Linked DNA regions of Homo sapiens: region 1 is linked to region 2. Evidence: chromatin contacts called from ENCODE Hi-C or POLR2A ChIA-PET data. All regions are on one chromosome and are shown on one strand. Each heading gives the region's core, a stretch centred on a gene start or an enhancer-like site at or near the end of the contact. The rest is flanking DNA. Distances are from core to core; before and after follow the strand shown. Region 1 overlaps GRB10 (growth factor receptor bound protein 10). Region 2 holds the start of DDC-AS1 (DDC antisense RNA 1).

What was found. Hi-C counts contacts between places; a loop is a spot of excess contacts on that map. ChIA-PET counts read pairs that join two places held with the same protein, here RNA polymerase II (POLR2A). Pooled maps may share reads with other maps.
Region 1: a map of PC-9 shows a loop between it and region 2 (4-fold over the local background). The contact joins the enhancer-like site here to the promoter of DDC-AS1 in region 2. A Hi-C loop is called at or near these places in 1 of 168 maps with a recorded cell type or tissue (PC-9) and 5 of 50 pooled maps. POLR2A ChIA-PET finds 5 or more read pairs at or near these places in 3 of 52 experiments (HepG2, PC-9 and activated CD8-positive, alpha-beta memory T cell).

What each region holds. Positions count from the first base shown.
Region 1 is chr7:50,608,984-50,614,772 of GRCh38, forward strand. It overlaps GRB10 (growth factor receptor bound protein 10), which reads right to left. Exons shown (of 19, transcript NM_001350814.2): 12 at 5,787-5,789; 13 at 3,758-3,856. Among named protein-coding and RNA genes, the nearest start is that of DDC, 46 kb to the left of the region's middle. Within about 2 kb of position 1,833, at least 3 of the 41 ENCODE cell types and tissues checked have a DNase peak (open chromatin) inside an H3K27ac peak, as active enhancers do.
Region 2 is chr7:50,529,518-50,535,025 of GRCh38, forward strand. DDC-AS1 (DDC antisense RNA 1) reads left to right here and starts at 2,242. Exons shown (of 5, transcript NR_033845.1): 1 at 2,242-2,365. The region is part of intron 4 of DDC (dopa decarboxylase); the gene reads right to left. RefSeq lists enhancers at 1,145-1,314, 1,163-1,332, 1,692-2,891, 5,255-5,508.

The sequences.
Region 1 (5,789 bases), core at 583-3,082, 79 kb after region 2:
GATGTGATATCTAGGGTAACCAGGAGAAAATAGTAAATGTACATGTACGTATTGGGTTAACAGAGGGAAAAACATAAATATACTTAATAAATCTAAAAAATTAAGAGAAAAGGAATACAAGAGAGGTGGGACAACCTGGAAAAAACTGCAAATGGCAGGTTCAAATACAAATATGATTATCACACTAAATAATACAATTAAATCACAGTAAATATTTTGGTTAAAAGATAAAGATTATCAAAGTAAAATAGTTACATTGTGATTATAAGAGATATTCCTTAAACATAAGGACCCAGAAAAGTAGAAAAAAGATGGTCCAAGAAAAACTGTGTAATGAAGCAAAGCTGAGGTAAAAATCATTAAATAAATTAATATGTGCCAGATTAGACTCTGGGGCAAGGAGCATTGCTAATAAAGCATATTTTATAATGTCTTAGAATTGACATACCAGGAAGATACAAATATTCTCAATTTTGGGTACCTAATAACATACACATTTTATTTTATTCACATGTTTGCATGTATATATTTACATATATGGGTGTGTGTAGACAGAAAAGATTAAATGGTAATAAATAATTGTTGCAAAGGTTTAATGCTGCGTTCATTGCCTTTTCAATGTCAGGTCATGTAAAACCAAAGCAATCAGTACTAGGGACTCTTGTGTGGATGAGGCAAGACCTCCCTCTTGGGGATGAGTTTCTACAGTAGATTAAGAGACTTCTAGAAGACAGAGGGAGGAGGAAAGATGGCAATAAATAATTGTTGCAAAGTTTTAATACTATTCACACAGCTCCTACAGCTTCCAAGAAATTACCTAACAAACAATGTAACAGGAAGAAATGAGACAAAAGATTATCTGCTGGCGCTACTAAGAGCATCTTTCTGAAAAGCTAAGTAAAGCCATGCCAGCTTTCTCCTATGTAGACCCAAGTTATAAGATTTATTCATTTTTTTCAAGAAAGTGTATCTGTGTAGGTAAAGATGTAAGAAGGTCCTAGGTTAATTCAAAATAACAACCCAGCTCTGCCTTTCCATGGTTGATATGAAGATGCTGTTTGTAGTAGATGGTAAAAGGGCCCTGTCAACTTCAGCCCTCAGACCCTCTTATCCTCTAAAAGGGGATCCGGTGTCCTGTGTCCTCCTCTGGAGGAAGGCAGAGCACACACACGGGATGCCTTGTTTTAGAATGAATGTCAACATGGAGACCCTGGAGTCATAAAGAGTTACCTCCCCACTGTCCCTAACTCTATCCCGGTTATCATTTCTGTATAGTGGGCAATGAATCAGTGCCGACAACACTCAAATGGCGTTTCGATTGCATTACAATCCTATGGCTATTTGGGGCAGAAACACATCACTTGCACTCCACTTGAGACCGGCCCCGAGGCCATCACTGCCACCTTCCTGTCAGGTCTGGCTCCCCAGCCTCCTATAAGAATAGTACCTAAGACGTATCCTTAATGACTCTAGAATCCGTGTATCACTGGATGCAAAGTGCTTCCCTGCAAAGTGGCTGGGACAAGAGGAATGCATTCAGAACTCACGGCAGCTTCCAGGTGGCTCTAGGGAGGGCAGCAAAGCATGGTAGTGAGGAAAGGGGTTCTGGGGCCAGAATGTCAGGGCTCTGACCCTGCTCTGCCACATCGTGGCAGCTACAGCTTGGGCCTCAGTTTTGTCATCCACAAAATGAGGATGATAATATGCATGTCACTGAGCTGTCACAAACAGTAAAGTGATAAAGAATGCCTGGCCCATAGCAAATGCTCAAAAAAATCTTAATATTATGTAACACATCATTGTTAACACTGACAACAATAAAGTCAGTTCGTTTTGCATTAGTCACTCTGCCCACATCCTTTCCTGTGGCTCGTTATGTTAGCGCAACAAAGGAGAGACACCCAAGAAACAGTGGTTAAGAACCTGATACTTGGATTTATTATATATTACCCAAAGTAATAGAATTCATAGCTTCTTGGAGTATACTACCACTTTCCTTTTTCATTTCCTTTTTTTTTTGCCTTTTCCAAAACAGATGATTCATTTGCAGATTAAAATTTCAACCATATACAGACAGCTTCAAAAGATCACCCCTGGCCGCTGCCCCTATCTGCACAGCTGCCTCTCCCATCTCCTCTCCCTACTAAGCAACCTCTTTCTTCTCTCCTGCAGCTCACACAATGTTCATGAGCATACCATCAAATACAAATATTCCAATTTTTCCTGTTCCCTTCACACAAATGTAGCCTTCTCTCTATATACTGTTCTGTACTTTGCTTTTTAATTGTTAGTAATTTTTCCGCAACAGGACACAAAGAGCAATCTCATTCTTTCTGGAGGTCCATGCAGAATACTGCCCTCAATGGATGTCACCTATGTGACCAGTTCCCACTGATGACCCTTACACTGAAAACCGGCTTACACAGGAGTGGTCTATGATCTATGATGTATTAACATGGACATTTCCTCTTCCATTATGAATTTGTAAAGTTTTGATTTCCATAATTCTTTTTTTAATCAGTGAAAACATAAAATAAGGTTCTGGGAGAGAGATACAGGAAGCCAATCTGTGGAACTTTTGGTTTGGGCCCCAGCATCCTATAAAAATGGCACTAGGATGTATCCTTAATGTCTCTGGAATCTGTGGATTACTGGGTGCAAAATGCTACCTGCCAAGTGGATGGGACAACAGGACTACATTCAGAATTGGATCTGCAGCACCTCCAGGAAAGTTTTGAGCTATGCTTCCTTCAGTTCCTCCATCTCCTTAATTGACTTCACCTTGAGTCTCTGGACCAGCTCAAAGGCCACTACAGTTCAACGAAGGCTGGGAGTTTTTGTAAAGAAATCCCTAGACCATTGTATCCATTGGCTCCAGTTGACTAAACGAACATCTCCTATGGAGACCCCTGGACTTTAGCCAAGCTCACCTGGGCCAGCTAACTTACAACTCACAAGGACTCTGTAGACTTAATTCCAGACATGTGGGATATGGTATATGTGCACAGAAACACTGTGGGAAATCCAAAGTGACTACAGTAAACAGCCCTATGAAATCACTCTGGCAACTGGCATGAAATTGCTGTCAAGGGCATTACTCTATATGCAGTACCACGTGATAAATTTCCTTTAGAACTTACAGTCAGGAGGTACTGTCTCTGCTGAGGAGCTTCAGTCAACTGTATAATTCATCATGTTTACTTCATGGCCCTGGCTTTTTGGGAACCTGAGAGTTGGTTCAGTCGTGAAAATAATTAACACCTCATGTACTATTTCCTTTCTCCCTGGTCCTGATTTTTCGAATCCTATTCTTCTAATCTAGTGGTCTCAACCAGGGGCAATTCCCCATCCTCTGGCTTCAGGGCACATTTGGCAACATTTAGAGACATTTTTGGTTGTCTCAACTGGCCGGGCGTGCGACTGGCATCTAGCAGGCAGAGACCAGGTATGCCACACATCTAAGTGGCCTGCAATGCTTGGATGTCCCCCAGACCCCCGACAAAGAATTATTCTACCCAAAATGTCAGTAGTACTGAGTCCGGAAAACCTAGCTCTACCCTGTTTAATATTAGGCCCTCTGTTAAAAGCTCCTGAGATCTTGTTTAGAAAGATGCTTAACTACATTTGATAAATAAAATATTGTGACAGAACAGCGGAAAAGTTACGAGCATTTTCCTGCCAGAATAGACATCAAGTCCAGAGGCCAATTTTCCACGAAGAGATGTGCACTCAACACAAACCGCAAGATGTCACATACCTTGAGGAGTCTGAACGCTGTCATCCAGCACGTCCTGGTTTGCTCGTCCTCTGCACAGAGCAACCTCAGCTCTTTAGTTTCATTCCTGACTTTGTTTGGCTACAGGAGGTAAAAGAAAGTCCTGTTAGTGTTACACAGGGAGTCAGAAACAGCTTCTGTCAAGGCAGGGCTGCATCTGACACAAACCAGAGACAACCAGCTGGAGATCCCCCTAGCAAGGAGCACAGCAGATACACACACACCTGTGTGTTAAGCGTTCATTCATCCACCTTCCTGACAAGACTTTATTAAGTGCCTACCATGGACTGGCCCCAGGTTGTGTACCACTTAGCTGAATAATAAGCCATCCTTTGGGAACTTCAGAGGAGACAGAAAAACAAACTAGCACAGGACAACGTAATGTGGTAAGCACAATAGGACAAAGAGGAAGAGGCATCTAACTCTGTCGACGGACTGGATTCTATGGGAGGAGAACCTGCCTTCTGACTTACAGGAGGAGAGATCTTAAAGTTGCCCCCAGGCCACTGAGAGGAGGGGCTGCTGCAGGGCTTAGCCAAGAGGGGCAACCCCTGAGGAGCTCAGGGATTCTGATGTCTGAGCAGCCCCAAGATCAGACCCCAAGTAGAAGGTCCAGAGAGGGAGACTGATGTTGGCTCTGGAGAATGAGACAGAAGGGGAAGTAGGCACCATGGGGAGAAGACAGGTGCCCCTCCAGAGGCAGGGCCCTTTGGTGAGGGAGGAGAATTGTTGCAGGCATAAACTGACCTGCATCTCCAGAAGAACCCCCGACCTCAGACTCAAGAAACAATGCTGGACACACCCCAGCTCTCCCTCCCAAGAATCTGGAGGGGTTGAGGGACAGGTGTGACTACCCTGCGCTCGGCTGGTGCTATGAGAGAAGCAGAGACTGCGTTTGCAGAGACAGGCAAGCATGGCTGGTGTGGGCTGGTGGGAAGGGAGAGTGCCAGCTGCTGCTCATACCTCCAGCCCCGCCTGAGGCTGCCTTGGGCCTCTAGCTGGTGTGAATTAGACGCCTATTACTTATAACCGAAAGAGTATTCCCTGAGCAAGGTATGAGGTGATATTTTGGAAAGAAATTTTCCCCTAAGGAGGGGCTCCCCGTATTGTGTGTTCTCGGGATGTGGCTTGGGCTATGGCTCATAAGTCAGCCTACAGGGCAAACTCCAAGCACAACTATTCACTGGCTACTGGATGTGGGCAATGTGGCCAACTTCCTATCCCACAAGGGGCTGTGAAGATTAAGATAATGGATGTAAAACTGTCAGTGGAACATATCATGCACAGTAAGCATTCAGTAAATATCATCTACCATTATGATTATTAATACCACCACAACCTCATCAGGGGAAAAGGAGTGGGCTCTGCCTATAGGTGTGTGCACATGTGTATGTGTGTCTATGTACATGTGTGTATAATGTATGTGTATGCACAAAGGTGTATGTCTATACCTGTGTGTATGCACAAAGGTGTATGTCTATACATGTATGTATGCACGTGTGGGTATGTGCATGTAGATGTGTGTGCACACGTGTGTGTGCATGCCAGCACACACATGCATGCAGAGGGTGGGCAGCATTGTGTCTATTCCTGTCTGACCATCCCCACAGCCAGAGGCCCACACAGAAGCCATCAGCTCACTCAGTACCATGCAGGCAACCCAGGTGACAGGCTGGGGGTCCCCTCCCTTGCCCCACCTCCCCTTCCAGCTACTAGTACTGGGCTACAGCCACAGCCCACCCTTTGATGCCAAAAGCCACCCTCCCTAAAACACTGAGCCCACTAGCCACATTATCCATCCCTGTCTGCTTGTCCTTGAGCTTCTGAGCTACTCAAGGACTGATAGCAGCAAGTGTACAATAAATGTTTTTACAGGAATGGATAAATCCAGTGTGAAACTATGTTTCTGTTGAAGACAATAGAAGCAACAATCAAGTGCTGGGCAAGAGAAGAAGTCAGTCTCCTGTGGGCTGCTGAGCATGCGCGCCGTCTGTGGACAGCTCGTGGGTACCTT
Region 2 (5,508 bases), core at 992-3,491:
CCACTTCAGCTGTTGGTATGAGTTTGCCATTGGTGGGTCTATTTTGTGTAACAGCAGCAGCTAACATTTCTGACCACTTCCCTGCGCCAGGTATTGTGAGAGCTTCTCCTCATGGACTGCCCCCAGCCTGGCCTAGGACGACTGCTCCTGTCTCTATCAGAGGAGAACGGCCCAGGGCACCAGCATGCAAGCCTGACTCTGCGTTCATATTCACTCGGACAGAGCGATTTGCATTTGTTTATAAAATAGGGGTGCATTTTCCTTGAGACTAAGAGATGCCTTAAAGGGTTTCTTTTGATTCCTAATGACACGGGCTGAATTGTGTCCCCAAAAATTCATGTGTTGAAGCCCTAACCCCCAGGACCTCAGATGTGACCATATTTGGAGATAGGCTTTTTAGAGAGGTAATTAAAAGAAAATGGGGTCACATGGCTGGGCTCTAATCCAATCTGACATGTTTCTGATAATATGAAATTTGCCTATAATCCCAGCACTTTGGGAGGCAGAGGAGGGTCGATCACTTGAGCCCCGGAGTTCGAGACCAGCCTGGGCAACATACCGAAACCCTGTATCTATAAAAATACAAAAATTAGCCAGGCATGGTGGCGTGCCTGGTAGTCCCAGCTACTCGAGAGGCTGAGGTGGGAGGATGACTTGAGCCTGGGAGGCGGAGGTTGCAGTGAGCCGCAATTACAACACTGCACTCCAGCCTGGGCGACAGAGTGAGACCCAGTCTCAAAAAAATAAATAAATAAAAAGAAGGGGAAATGTGGCCCCCAGACATGTGGGTGCACAGAGGGAAGACCATGTGAGGACACAGGGAGAAGGTGGCCATCTGCAAGCCCAGGAGAGAGGCCCCAGGAGAACCAACCCTGTGGACACTTTGATTTTGGACTTGCAGCCTTCGGGACTGTGAGAAAAGAAATTCTTCTTCGATCCACCCAGTCAGTGGTATTTTGTTAGGGAACCCCTGGCAAACTAATGGATTCAGGGCCTGCTATGTTATCCCATTTAAGTTGTAAAAATAATCCCATTTTTGTGTTTTATCATCTTCAGGTGGGGAAACAGATGTGCAGAGAGGTTCACTAACTTGCCCCAAATCAGCAGCTAGGTAGGGCACGGTTAGGAGTGAGCCCACGCCTGCGCTTTTTAGGGTGCCATGGGCCTAGAAAGGTAGGGGCAGCGAGCACCTTCCCTCTTAAGTAAGTCGTAGAAGAAACCCATCTACCGACCAGTATGAAAGGACATTAGAAAGGGCAAATAAAAGAAGGTAGGTTCTTGTTGACTCTGAAAAAGTTTATAACATGATAGGTTTTTACAGAGAAATATATAATAAAATAATTAAGTAGAAATGCTAACCTCTCTTCTTAACATTTGATGCTCTCTTCATTGACCCTGATTTCTCATTTTGACTTTGCCTTGACACTACTTTTACTTATTCTTTTGAGCCAACCCACATCCTTTGGTGGGACAGTAATATTGAAAGATAAATACATTTATTCATGTTTCTGTAGCACTAATGGATGGGTTCAAATATACAGATATATGCGTCTCTTAATTCAGCATCTAAAATGGGTACTTTATTTCCTTCAGGCTATATTTTCATGAGCAATGATTTTAGACATTGTTTTAGGCCAGGTTTACAAACCTTGGCCAGAGGAGAGAGAAGGGGAGAAACCAATTTTGGCTGGCAAAGCTAAATCAGCCATCCCAGGAAACCCAGGCTCCCTGAGAGCAGGCATTGTACCTTACTTACACTTCTCCTATGTACCCCATCATTCCTGTCCCTGATTTCCTCCTGTCCCCCTATCTGCCCCCACACACATTTTGTTTGTCATGTCCCACCCATTCTCATTGGAAATGTAACATGAAAAGCCTGGTGGAAGGCACAATTCCCTGTTCTGATGCTTGACAAGCAGGCGTGACTGCAGCTTCCCCGGCTAAATTCTACCCTCTGCTTGAAGCGTTGGAACGCAGGTGTTCATTCTCTGAACATTCTAATGAAATGAGTCACCATGAATCACCTGAATCACCATGACAACTCATTATGGCTTTTCTCTGGGGGGGGATGGGGGAGCTTAGTTCATGTCCTAAGAGAAAATTCACCTTCTTAAGTCAACAAAATGATGTTTTAAAAGCCTGAAGGAGCAAATCGTCAGTAGCACATCTAGAACCACACCACCCCGATGCCACCAGGGTGGCCTGGTGGCCTCAAGCATGATGTCAGGTGGAGCTCTCTGCACTTTGCTGGCAGCAGATCTTCGCGGAGAGAAGCACGGGGAGGGTGACATGTGGTACAGAGCAGGAACGATGGCTCTGTGCGATAGCAGCAGACAAAGGTTGCCATGGCAAGCCTGCTCAGGAGGTAGGAGGGGATGCTGGTAAGGTCTGACGCTTCTGGCTGCTGATGCCGTGAGCAGAAATGTCCTTTCATCTTCAGTTTTTTTCGAAGCAAAAAATTGTCTTTTCTTCCACAAGAACTTTAAAACCCAATTAAGAGACCATTTTCCCAGACCACATTTGTCCAGCCTCACAACAACAGTTTGCCATTTGACTCAGACACGCATCACTGCGCTGACGCCCACAGCTGTGATTACAGCTCTGAGGGGATCAATAATGCAGGCTGGCTCACAGGCTGTCACCAGGCTCCTGTGCTCTTTGGGGCCTCACCAATTACAGACAATCAGCCTTGTCTGCTGAGAAGGGTGAGCTTCCGGTGGCAAACACAGATCCCATTTCTTCCTTTCATCCAGAAAAAAACTGAGTGGATTGGGCTCACAGGAAGATTGTGTTAAAGCGGGGGCTGAGAGATGCCAGGAATATTCCTACCCAAATGCTAAAGACTTGTATGGTCTCTCAAAAATGAGGTTGTCTTTAATGAAACGAAAATGCAGCCCATAGTAGCATGCACATCTCTGGACACCAACCCAAGCCTATGGTCAGGGATGAGCTGGTGTAACAGTCATAACTCTGGTTGTCTTTCCTACTAGCCTTGGCTTTAATTCACTTTTGCTGCTATGCATGTTCTACTAACTTTCTGGGACTCAATATCCTCATCCATGAAAAAGATTGTCCATAATCCAATCAATCTTCATAAATACTTTGAGGATGAAGACAATAACACAAAGCACAAGACATAGGCTAAAACATAGCCAAGCTCATAATTGCTATTCAATGAAAAGTAGCTCTTATTATAATAGACACAGCTTATATTATGAGGGATTGATAAGATTTTTTTGAGGAGTATATAATTAGAGGAATCATCTGCTGAAAAAATTGAATATGAAATTGTTTTTGTTATAAGATGCAATGACCTAGAAATGCTTCAATTTTTGTTTTGTTCCATTTGGATTTAGTGGGGAGCATGAATGTTAAACATGAATACAGCCAGGAGAGTCCTAGGAGGAAGGTGATCATCTTGGAAGATTGTTGCACTTCATCCTAAAGGGTGTCCTCCAAAATTTTTTTTATAAGAATGGAAAATTTGATGCAACACAAATATCTTAGGTATTATTTATATATTTATATAGATTGTGATGCATCATAGAAAATCATGGAGTAATACTTTTTTCAAACAATATTTAAATAGTGGGAAATGCTCACAATAAAATGATAAGGAAAGCACCATGCAGAAAATCCATATGCGTAGTATCATTTCAATTTTGTCTGTATACATATATTCACATGTAGATACTGAAATAACACAGGGAATATGACAAGAAAGCTCCTGTGTCTTTTCATTTTTACCATGAATGTCCAGTATCTAGGTGGAAAGGGGACTTTTTTTTTTTTTTTTGAGACAGGGTCTCACTCTGTCACCCCGACTGGAGTGCAGTGGCATGATCTCAGCTCACCTCAACATCCACCTCCTGGGTTCAAATGATTCTCCTGCCTCAACCTCCTGAGTAGCTGGGATTACAGGCACATGCCACCATGTCCAGCTAAGTTTTGTATTTTTAGTAGAGATGGGATTTCACCATGTTGGCCAGGCTGGTCTTAAACTCCTACCTCAAATGATCCACCCGCCTTGGCCTCCCAAAGTGTTGGGATTACAGGCGTGAGCCACCACACCAGGTCCATAATCACATAATCATGTGGAGAAAACCATGAAAAGCTTCCTAAAATATAGAAGATAACAAAAAAGGGAAATATCGAAAGGAAGAGAGAAATCATGGAAGAGGTACCCAATCTGTGGAAAATTGAAGTCCCTGAAAAAGAGTGACGTGGCCCACAATAACTAACATACAGTAGAAGAAAAATCTCCACACTGCACAGAGCTGAGTCTTGAATCAGCAGGGCTCACCAAATGCTAGGGAGGGTCAAAATGAGGGGAACAGTCTGGGTGCAGTGGCTCACTGCTGGATCTGTCCTGCAGACCCTGGCCGATGGAGGAAATGAGTGCTCAGACACAGGTATGCAGTGTAAGAGCAGCTAAGTGACTGCCTGGCTCTAGTGGCCAGAGAGCAGCCCTGAGAAGCTGGAGCAGCTTGCTTTTATTGAGTGCAAGCACAATGCTGAAAACCTGGAGCAAACACAACCTGTAGATAATTAACATTTATTGTTCCCCTTTCAGGGAATGTCACGTGCAAGGATGTTCCGAGGTCAGTTCCTGGACAACTTCTAACAAACAAGCTTGACCAAGATAAATTCCCCTACACTCCCTTGTACCTACTCCTTATCCTCTGCCTCAGGGTTATAGAACAGCTGCCTTCAGCTATTCTGCCATGGAGCTTTGCAGAGCCTTCTGACCTTTCAGAAGGCCTGCTCCTTTTCCCTATAGTTTCTCCCACCACTCTGACCGATCTCCTACAGCTCACACCTGTAATCCTAGCACTTTGGGAGGCCGAGGTGGGTGGATCACCTGAGGTCAGGAGTTTGAGACCAGCCTGGGCAAAATGGCAAAACCCTGTCTCTACTACAAATACAAAAATTATCCAGGCATGGTGATGGGTGCCTTGTAATCCCAGCTTCTTGGGAAGCTGAGGCAGGAGAATGGCTTGAACCGGGAGGCAGTGGTTGCAGTGAGCTGAGATCGTGCCACTGCACTCCAGCCTGGGCGACAAGAATGAGACTTCGTCTAAAAACAAGACAAAATAAAAAAAAAAAATGAGAGGAACAAATGGAAAAGAAATGGAAAAGTAGACCTTGTCCCGTGTATAAAACTAAAAGAAAAAGTAAGTCGGCCACCAACATCGAGGCCTCTTGTAAAGGGTTAGACCATGCATGCCCTTGCCTGGAATCAAAACCACGCCCTCTGCAGGCACGCAGCTGTCCCACTGGGTCGCTGAGTGCTGCTGCCCTCTGTCCCCTGGAGAATCAGGACTGATGTTCCAGAGGCCAGAAAGCCATCTGGCCCTCACCAAGGCAAAGTGCAGCTGACAGAGCACTGGCTGCGGACAGTGTGCAGTAGCTCCCTCCCCTCGCTGGAAGGGCACCTGTGACAGCCTATCCTTGCTGTGATCTTGGCCAAGGAGGCTTCTCCAGCTGCATACTCACTGACCAGAAGAA